Regions from separate parts of the Homo sapiens genome. Here region 2 is linked to region 1. A link is a loop called in an ENCODE intact Hi-C map of the cell type or tissue named here. Cell type or tissue: HCT116. All regions are shown on one strand. Links, peaks and the distances in the headings refer to the core of each region. The heading gives the core; the rest is flanking DNA.

Region 1 (5,376 bases), core at 197-5,196:
GGCAGATCACCTGAGGTCAGGAGTTCAAGACCAGTCTGCCCAACATGGCAAAACCCCATCTCTACTCAAAATACAAAAATTAGCCAGGCATGCCTGTAATCCCAGCTACTCAGGCGGCTGAGGCAGGAAAATCACTTGAACCCAGGAAGGCGGAGGTTGTAGTGAGCCAAGATCAGGCCACTGCACTCCAGCCTAGGTGACAGAGTGAGACTCCGTCTCAAAAAAAAAAAAAAAAATTAAACGACACTTAACTGTGAGTCAGCCCTTCCACTCCAAACTATTTACCCACAAGAAATGATAGAATATATCCAACAAAGACAGGTACATGAATGTTTATAGCAGCTTTATTTGTAATAGTTCACAACGGAACATGGTCCAAATGTCCATCAACAGGTGAACAGCTAACCAAACTGGTGCATCCAAACAATGGAATACTACTTGGCAATAAAAAGGAATAAAATATTAATGCATGCAACAGGGATGACTCGCAAATCCTTATGCTCAGCTAAGCAAGAAGCCAGACAAAACACAAGTACATACTGTGTGATTCTATTTACATACATTCTAGAAAGTGCAGATTAACCTGTAGTGACAGAAAGCAGCACAGTTGTTACTTGGGGATGGGAGGCAAGAAGCAGGAGGGTGGGCTTACCAAGGGCATGGGAAACTTTCCAGAGTGAAGGGGATGGTGATTATCTTGATTGTGGAAATAGCTTCACGGGTGTACACGTATGTCAAAAGTCATCACGTACACATTTTTATATGCAGCTTATTGTATGCCAATTATGCCTCAATAAAACTGTCTTTCAACAATACACACTAGAAGGCAGCAACTGCAAAGTGGCAATTCCAGAGTTCTGTGCAGGACGCTGCAGTGATTCCGCCCCACTTGTTTTCACCATCTAGGGAAACGTCCTCTTCGTTTTTGGTCTTGTCTTTCAAGCGAGTTCTATTTTTTCGGTGATTACTTTTAAATATTTTTTAAAAATTTTTTTCCTTTTTTTTTTTTTCTTTTTGAGACAGGTTCTCACTCTGTCACCCAGGCTGGAGTGCAGTGGCAAGTTCATAGCTCACTGCAGCCTTGAACTCCTAGGCTCAAGCAATCCTCCCACCTTAGCCTCCAGAGTAGCTGGGACTGCAGGCGAGTGCCACCATGTCCAGCTAATTTGTGTATCTTTTGTAGAGACAGGGTTTTGTCATGTTGCCCAGGCTGGTCTAGAACTCCTGGGTTCAAGTGATCTGCCTGCCTCAGTTTCCCAAAGTGCTGGGATTACAGACATGAACCACCATGCCCAAACTAAAATTTTATGACATAATATTTGATACATACAAAAGGATGTGTGGCACCTTATGTGAGTTAGGAACTGAGTTATAACTTAAATACCCATGAACCTACCACCAAACCTGAGAGCTAAGATATTACCAATACCTTTAAAAATTCCTGGGCTCCTTCCTTATCCCATCCCACACTCCTCTCAGGGACGACCATCTCAGATTTTGTGCTTTTCCTTCCCATGATTTTTTAATAGGGTTGTATCTTGGGCATGTATTGCTAAACAATAGATGGTTTCATTTTGTTTTTGAGCTTTATAATATGCTATCGTACTGTGCATAAAGTGCTGTTTTAATTTACCTCTAAGAGTCATCTATGTTATTGCATTATGTCTGTTACAGTATTTCTGATCCTCCTGACAGCCCTGCAGTTGGCTTTGGATATGGTAAACCTAAGGAAAGTAAAGCTCAGCGAGCTGGGGTGGCTCACCCAGTCCAAGGGCAGATTGCAGGGACTCCTCTTCACCACATCTTGTCCATTCCCTTACTCGTGAGGGTCTCCTGAGCACTGGTAGTGAGCAGGTGCTGGACATGCCACAGGGAACACGGCAGATCCTCCGCCGTCCCGAAGCACACATCATGGTGCTCCCCTTGACTTTCACCAGGATGACTCCGGGTATGGGCCAGTTACCTGAACATCCTGGGGGGGCCCACGTCCCTTCTACTTGTCCTCAAGAATGACTTAAAGAGTCTGGTCTGACCCTCCCACAGGTTTCTGCCCATGGAGGGGCAACTGGACAGCAGCTATCACCACGGCATATGTAGCCACCGCTAACTCATTAATGCTGCTTCCAGGAACTTATCTTCTAGAAGTGCTTGAATATGTACAGAGGGGCACTAGCCTAATAATATTTATTGCAGCATTGTTTGTAATATAAAAGTAGTAAAAACAACTCAAATTTCCACCAATAGGGATCTCACTGCAGGTCATTAACATTTGTTATGGGAAACATACACAATGGAATACCACTAGCTGTAAAAAAAAAAAAATTTTTTTTTAAAGGGAGATCTTTAACGCAAAACTCTCCAGGATATATACATATCTTTTCAGGGTGCATGTGATAATTTAATACATTCATATTCTCCAGGATATATATATATTTTTTTCTCTTTTTTTTTTTTTTGAGACGGAGTCTTGCACTGTCGCCCAGGCTGGAGTGCAGTGGCATGTTCTAGGCTCACTGCAACCTCCGCCTCCCAGGTTCAAGCGATTCTCCTGCCTCAGCCTCCCGAGTAGCTGGGATTACAGGCACTCGCCACCATGCCCAGCTAATTTTTTGTATTTTTAGTAGAGACGGGGTTTCACCATGTTGGCCAGGCTGGTCTCGAACCCCTGACCTCGTGATTCGCCCGCCTCGGCCTCCCAAAGTGCTTGGATTACAGGTGTGAGCCACCACACCTGGCCCCCCAGGATATATTTTTAAAGGGCAAGGTCAGTACAGTATGTGGAATATGTTAATACGTATATAAAAAATCGCCAAGAATAAAATATACCAAATTGCTTAAATACGCAAAATACTTCTAGAAGGGTTCATAAGTAACTGAGACCAGGGTGGCTGGGGACGGGGTAAGAGGGAGACTTCATTATATCTCTGCTGTATTTAAAAAAATATGTACCATGGGCAAAGGTTACGCATTTAAAAATACATAAATAAAATTTAAAGTGTTAGTCTCTCAGTGCATATTCCCTGGTTTCTCGGCCTTTCTTTGCTCTTGGCCTGCCTTTGCTGGCAGCAAGCGTTTTATGGGAGGCCCCCACTTTGGCAGTTTACACTCTGCAGTCCAAACCCCGTTTCCAGACTGAATCTGAGGTCCGGGAAGATCCGCCACAAGGAGGCACTGTCTGCTGCTGGCCGGTTGGTGAACGGAAAGCCAGTCCTCCCCAGGGCGCCTTTGGTCAGGGCCTTTGCTGAGCAGGAGCTCACCTCCCTGTCCCCACTTACCCCACCCTGGTCCCAACATTCCTCCGAGAAATCTGGAAAATTGGAAGTTAGGAATTCACTTTGTATCCCTGTTACCACCGACCCCAATTTGGAAGGTGCCCCTCACCCTCCTTGGGGCTCACGGGAACATGGGTGTGAATGCCTGGTGTGAAGAGATGTGTTCCCTCCCCTGGGCTGGCTCCCCATTCCAGCCAAGAAACCCTCCCAGTCACTGGACAGAGTCAGAACAGTTGAAACTCTGCTGGAGGGTGGCTGAGGGGACAGTGTGACACCCTGGGAACCACTGAGCCTACTCGCATGGCTGCCATCCACCTACCACGTCACTCCGCAAGTCTTTATTGCCACCCACCAGGTGCAAAGGTCTTCCTCCAACACCTGCCTTGAATGTAGGGGTGACCATGGGGCCTTTGCTCCAGCTGTTCCCCCCACCCTGCCCCCACCTTCCCAGCCCCCCAGCTGTGGGCCCTCAAGGCAGTTCCCATCCTGCCTCCTGGGCTGCAGCTGCCCAAAGGCTCCAGTCAAGAGCGGCTGATCAGTGCCTGGGGCAAAAGAGGATGCCCAGCCCTGGGGGCCCTGGCATTCAGAGCTGAGCAGACAGACCCTTGGAGAATGACAGCGTAAGCACAAGCTACAGGAGAATGGCCATGCCCTCAAGATGCAGGCTCCAGCAAGGAGGACGCCCTCCCTGGGGGCTGGTCTGTTTCTGGTAGTGACCCCAGGGCCTGGCACTGAGGCAGCCCTTGGGAGTCTGGTAGACGGACACAGGCTAGCCTTCCCATCCAATCTGATGATCGTGCTGTCATCTGATGTTCCTGGTCTAACACCTAGGCAGTAGGTGGAGGCAGGGGATACAGGTCACACAGGCTACCTCCATGGGCAGCAGCCTCCATGGGAATGGAGGGAACAGCCCTCTGGGGGCTCCTCCTGGGCCCTTCCAGGGGTCACCCAGTGAGATCCTACGTGGGGCAAGGGTGCCCTGGATGAGAGTCCCTTTGTTGAGGTCCCCCCATCTGCATGAGTCCTTGGGGTGCTAAACTACAGCAGAGCCCTCAAACTGCAAAGCTGAGGGTCAGTTCTGAGCAAGGATGCAGGGGAAGGCACAGTGCCCCTAGAAGGCTGCTGGGGGCCATGGCCTCCTGTCACCTCTACCTGGCTTCTCCAAAACCCTGGGGGCCCTGCCCTTCTGTGGTGCCCACAGAAACGTGTGTTGGAGGGAAGGAGGCGGGAGATGAGGTGGGTTCACTCCCCCTACCCAGAGGGACCAGAGGACTAAAACAAACCAGCTTTAATACCAATATAGTTCTCTCTTAAATACCGTGTTTCCCAGGACAAATGCAGGGGCAGGCTCTTGGCAGAAAGAGTAGAAAGGAAATGTGGAACAAAATGGAATGGATGGCCCAGGCCCAGGGTCCCTGCCTTGGGCACTAGGGACTGGGCTGCCTCGGGGATGGGGGAGTGACAGCAGCTCCCCCTGGTCCAGTTATTGCAGAGGCGTCGGGGGCTCCCCTCCCTCCCCAGGCCTGAAACATTTCTCAGGATTACTTCTGACCTTCAGCCCCAGCAGGGCCAGGGCCTGGGCTCCTCTGGTCTAGGATGGGCCCCTTTGCCCAAAAGGGCCTGCAGCTAAGGCGTGGGGTGGGGCGGGGAGCCCCTGGACAGGCCCGCTGCTCTTAGTAGGTGCTCTGGTGGCCCGTGAGGATGTAGAGGTTGCTGTGCGCCTCTGGGTTGTCAGTGGGAATGCTCTCCAGGATGATGTCTCTGGAGGAGAGAGGAGTAGGGGGCAGGGCGGGAGACACTTGGTACATCAGCCCCTTCTCTGGCCTCAGGGGCATCTGAAGGGGAGGCTAGGGTACCACCGCCTACCTGTGGGCCCCAAGCACTCGGAAGATCCTTGTTTCATCTGTGATCTCCTGGGTCACCTGGGAAGACAGGTGGGAAGCACTGAGGCCACTCCAGTAGGTCCTTTCCAAAGAGGTAGGGACCACAAGGCAGGGGACAGCAAGGTCCCTGGGCCCCACTCACCTCATTGGTATCCAGGCTTCGGCCTTGCATCCCATGGCTCCAGAAGGCCAGCACACTGTCCTGCAGGCACACTATGGGG
Region 2 (5,376 bases), core at 375-5,374, 100 kb after region 1:
ACCTTCCTTCAGCATCTGACACTCTGAGAACAGAACTCAGTCATGCTGGGCCCAGACTTCCAACCTACAGAACCAGGAGCTCATAAATGGGGGCGGTTCTAAACCACAAAGTTTGTGGCACTTTGTTGTGTAGCAGTAGAAGGTAGCTACTGCAATAGATTTGTCTTTTTGTCGATCCACGAGTCCCTTCACAGGCAACACCTGGCAGCCACTAGACATGGGACCAGAGAAGAAAATGGAAGGACCCAAAAGTGACCATGGAGTACCAATCACTGGGATAGATTTCAGAAGGGAATACAGCATCACCTGGCTACACACACACACATACACACACACACCCCACACAGTGATTCTCAGCTGGGTGTGATTTTGCTCCCCCGGGGACATTCTTGGTATGATTATTTTGGGGATTGTTGCTGGCATCTACTAGGCAGAGGACAAGGCTGCTGCTGACCATCCTACAACACACAGGGCACTCCCACAGCAGAGAATTACCCTGCCCGAAATGCCAATAGGGCAGAAGCTGAGGCATCCTGATGAGCGCGCGCACGCCACACGCACGTGGCTGGCCATTATTGAGAAGCAGTATAGCATAAAGGCCAAGTGCATGGGCTTTGGAGCAGACTGTTCAGGATCAAATCCTACAGACCATATGATCTTTAGCAAGGCACTCAAGAGATAACAAAAGCACCCGCCTCCTAGGATGACATGAGTTCATGTGCACAGAGTGCGTAGAACAAGTGAGTCAGCTTACTCAGTGATTACAGGAAGTGTCTACGGGGTTATCCCTGCATCGTAGGAACTGGGGCAATTTTTATTTACTTTTCTATGTTGTCCAAATGTATATAATGGATGTACTTGACTTGTTTAATTGGGGGGAAATGGAGAGAAAAAGATGAGAAACACTCTACAAAACAACTGATCTAGACTCTTCAAAAATATCAAGGTCTTGAAAAACAAAGAAAGGCTGAGGATGGTTCTGGATTAAAGAAGACTGAGGAGAGCTGACACCAGATGTGAAGCGTGGTCCTGGCAGACTGGGACAATCAGAGACATTTGAAAGTGGACTGTACGTTAGATAATAGCATTGCATCACTGTCATCAGGCCTGAATTTGGTACTTGTCTTGTGGTTGCGTAAGAAATGTCATTTTTCTTAGGAGATACATGTTGAAATATTTAAGGGTAAAGGGCTAGGACTTATGTAACTTACTCTCCCGTGGTTCAGAAAATATGTGTGTGTGTATGTGTGTATGTGGGTGCCAGACAGAGAGAGAGAGAGAAAAGGGAGCAAATATTATTGCAGGCCGGGTATGGTGGCTCATGCCTGTAATCCCAGCACTTTGGGAGGCCGAGGCGGGCAGATCACCTGAGGTCGGGAGTTCGAGAACACCCTGACCAACATGGAGAAACCCCGTCTCTACTAAAAATACAAAAATTAGCCAGGTGTGGTGGCGCATGCCTGTAATCCCAGCTACTCGGGAGGCTGAGGCAGGAGAATTGCTTGAACCTGGGAGGCGGAGGTTGCAGTGAGCGCTATTGCACTCCAGCCTGGGCAATAAGAGAGAAACTCCGTCTCAAAAAATATATATATATGTGTATATATATATATATAAATATGTATATATATGTATATATATATATAAATATGTGTATATATATGTATATATATATAAATATGTGTATATATATATATGTATATATATATAAATATGTGTATATATATGTATATATATAAATATGTGTATATATATGTATATATATAAATATGTGTATATATATGTATATATATAAATATGTGTATATATATATAATTGCAAAGTGTTAACTGTCAATGAATCAAAATAAACAGTATATGGATGTTGTTCGTACTTTTCTTGCAACTTTTCTGAAGCTGTCATCATTGTCAAAAAGAAAAACAGAAAGACAGCCGGGCACGGTGGCTCACGCCTGTAATCTCAGAACTTTGAGAGGCCGAGGTGGGCAGATCCCCTGGGATTAGGAGCTCAAGACCAGCCTGGCCAACATGGTGAAACCCCATCTCTACTAAAATACAAAAATTAGCTGGGCATGGTGGTGGGTGCCTGTAATCCCCGCTACTCGGGAGGCTGAGGCGGGAGAATCGTTTGAACCCGGGAGGCAGAGCTTGCAGTGAGCTGAGATCAAGCCACTGCATTCCTGGGCAACAGAATGAGACTCCGTCTCAAAAAAAAAAAGAAAAACAAAATCAAAAAAAGGCCTGTACCCAGCTGTCCTTTATTAGGCACACCATGTGGCCTGGTCCAGTGTTAGGTCCACCACTCCATGACCTGACAGCCCCTGCTGGAGAAGCACCCTGCAGTAGAATCTGTGCATTACAATACTCATTATAATCCCAACAGTGCTCATAATAACAGCGCTCATAATAACCCCAAGTGTTCTCTTCACTATACAGCAGTGAACAAGAGTGAAGAAGCTTCGGCTCCATCAACTGCATGAGACTCAGCCAGACACGGCACCGTGATTCCATTTACATTAATAACAAGAAAGCCAGACAAAATGCTCGCAGACTGTTTGGGAAAGTGTACGGGGTAGTAAATCCCAGAGAAAGGAGAGGAAGTGATTACCTTAACACTCAGAACTGTGCTGACCATGGGCGGGGGGGACCTGGAAGGGCATATTTGGGGGCTCTGCAGGTTGTTACATGGGGACTCATTGTGAATTCTATGAATATACATTATACAGTGATGTTTTATACACACCACAGCGGGAAGAGCCCCACCAGGGCCACCTTGGGTAAGGCAGTGCGCGCCTGGGACCCGCAACTGTGTGTAGGACGCTGGCACCTGGGCTGTGCCCTAGGCCCAGGACAGTGTCCTGGCCAGGCCAGGCGCAGTTCTAGGCGGCCCGGGGAAGGCGAACCCAGGGGCTGCTCCCCCAGGCCTTGGGAGCCGCGCGGTGGGGAGGGTTGGCCCCGCCCCGCTTGGGAGGGGTGCCCGGGGCGCCCCCTAGTGGTGGCCACCGGGAGTAAGCCTTGCAGAAGAGGAAGCTGTCCCCGCCCGCCCCGCGCCTCCGTCCGGTTTCTGCATCTTTGCCCCTGGCATTCCTTCCTCCTCCAGTGATCACGACCTGTTTCTGGGGTTCACCTCAGCAAACGCCGACCTCACACTCACCTCTCCCAGGGAGGCTTTACTCCTCCCCGCCTGGGCCTTCTCTCTCTGAGGCTGGCGTACGGTCAATCTGCACAACCTCTCAGGGCCTCTGTCAGCGTAGCGTTTCACACACGTGTGGTGTGGACGATGGGACAAAGACAATACTACTGAGGCCTCCCACCGCCAGCTCTGTGCTGACCGCCCCACTGTGTCTAGGCTCCCTCCCTAAGCAACTTTGCTCATGCACAAGGTCAGTCCTTCTGTGTGCATTTATTAAGTGCCTCCTTTGAGTCTGAGGCTACAGGAAAAAAGTCAGTGGCCGCCACTCCTGGGGGCTTTCAGGCTGGTGGGGGAAATAGCCCGGTGTGGGTGATGGGGCATGATGGGGGCGCTAACATCCCAGCCACAGAGCATCCAGGGAGCCAGTGAGTGGGGTAATGGGGGGCGGGGCGGGGGGCCAGGCAGGTGTCCGCGAGGGAGTGACCCTTGGGCAGGTCTTGAGGAGTTCTGAGAGGGGTTGGAGGTGAGACCCAGGCCAGGGAAATGTGCATGGGCCCAGGGCCTGCTGGGTAAAGGACACAGGTCAGTGGGCTCAAGGAGCTGGGGGAGGGTGCTGGATCCGCCTTGCTCATGCATTGGAACAGGTCTCCAATAGCCCTCGCAGGCCTTTGTGGGATCGCAGTGCTCTGCAGAGGCAGATGCAGGAGGACCCCCAGGGCAGGGTGGCTGCTGTCTGCTCCCCTTTCACCCTATGCCAGTGCTCTGAGTCTGAGGCCTGACAGCCCCAAGAGGGTTAGAGTCCAGGGCCCTACCATCCAGCCCATGTATCCTGAACACCTACTATGCTGGTGGGTGGGGGAAGCAGCCAGGGAGGATGAGTAAGTCATGGACCTTGCCCTCAAGGAGTCTGAAACTAGCACAGGATTAGATAAGCACACAGGGCTCCTTAACTCTGTAGGGAATGAGATAAGGGTGGCGGGAGAGGCCCACGAAGCCGGGGTGTGGGCAGAGAGGGGAGCAGCGCCTGCAGAGTCATGGGATGGTCTGCAGGGAGGGGTTGCTGAGCTGGGCCACGGCAGGGGCCAATCGGGGCCCAGGGATTCAGAGCAGCCAGGACAGTGTGAGCAGAGCTGCCTGTGGGAAGGGGAGAGAGACAGTGTCTTAGGGGCCAGATGTTTGTTGGCTGCCTACAGTCCCCAGGAGAAGGTCCAACTTGCTCTGTGACTTCAGCAAATGTGCACCCTCTCTGAGCCTGTGTCCTCCTGTCCCAAACAGGTTCATGATGGATGCCAGGAGGACCAGGTCCTGGATGTGCGTGCCCAGCAGACAGAAAGGGCTCAATAGCCAACGCCTGTTATTAAGCAATTTGACATTTATTCCTAGGTCTCTATTTCCCATTTTACAAATTTTATTTTGTAGTACCAGAAACCTTTTTATTCAAATGAAAAATTCTGACAGGGCACAGTGGCTCATGCCTGTAATCCCAGCAGTTTGGGGGGCTGAGGCAGGACTGCTTGAGGCCAGGAATTTGAGACCAGCCTGGGCAACATGGTGAAACCCCATCTCTACGAAAAATACAAAAATTAACCAGGCATGGTGGCACGTGCCTGTAGTCACAGCTATTTGGGAGGCTGAGATGGGAGGACTGTGTGAGCCCTGGCAGGTGGAGGCTGCAGCAAGCTGTGATTGTACCACTGCGCTCCAGCCTGGGTGACAAAGCGAGCAAGACCCTGTCTCAAAAAAAAAAAAAAAAAAAAAGGAAAATTTCCTCAGAACCCCGTTGTATAAGAAACAGGTGGGGCTGGGCGCGGTGGCTCACACCTATAATCCCGGCACTCTGGGAGGCCGAGGTGGGCAGATTATCTGAGGTCAGGAGTTCGAGACCAGCCTGGCCAACATGGTGAAACCCAGTCTCTACTAAAAACACAAAAATTAGCTGGGCATGGTGGTGCATGCCTGTAATCTCAGCTATTTGGGAGGCTGAGGCAGGAGAATCGCTTGAACCCAGGAGGCAGAGGTTGCAGTGAGCTGAGATCATGCCAGGAGGGGAGGCTTCCTCCTGGGAGGAAGCCTGTTGCATTCCAGCCTGGGCAACAGAGCAAGACTCTGTCTCAAAACAAACAAACAAACACCACAAAGAAATAGGTGGAAATGAGGCTGTTGTGGGAGGCGGGACAGGGGTGGGGTCAGCTGTCCTGTCCTGGGTTGGCTGCTCTTCCTCTACCAGCAGCTGGGGTCCTGGGCCCT

The links. A loop is a pair of places that touch in the nucleus more often than their neighbours do. Peaks named below come from ENCODE experiments on the same cell type or tissue, not always from the same donor. Only the 100,000 strongest peaks of a DNase experiment are listed, where the experiment ranks them.
Region 2: a loop joins it to region 1, with 4 times the contacts of the local background. A loop is called at or near these places in 28 of 110 quality-filtered maps.

Annotation. Positions count from the first base shown.
Region 1 is chr11:64,784,592-64,789,967 of GRCh38, forward strand. It overlaps MAP4K2 (mitogen-activated protein kinase kinase kinase kinase 2), which reads right to left. Exons shown (of 32, transcript NM_004579.5): 30 at 5,298-5,368; 31 at 5,139-5,194; 32 at 327-5,033. The coding sequence ends at 4,946. Among named protein-coding and RNA genes, the nearest start is that of SF1, 8.7 kb to the left of the region's middle. In HCT116, for the core only: a CTCF peak has its summit at 3,167 (motif pointing right); no DNase peak of the experiment used is centred there; H3K27ac peaks cover 302 bases.
Region 2 is chr11:64,885,078-64,890,453 of GRCh38, forward strand. It overlaps MIR194-2HG (MIR194-2 host gene), which reads right to left. Exons shown (of 3, transcript NR_133640.1): 3 at 3,381-4,263. Among named protein-coding and RNA genes, the nearest start is that of MIR192, 3.5 kb to the right of the region's middle. RefSeq lists an enhancer at 2,315-2,885 and a silencer at 2,719-3,078. In HCT116, for the core only: a CTCF peak has its summit at 2,989 (motif pointing left); a DNase peak (open chromatin) is centred at 2,964; H3K4me3 peaks cover 772 bases; H3K27ac peaks cover 1,134 bases.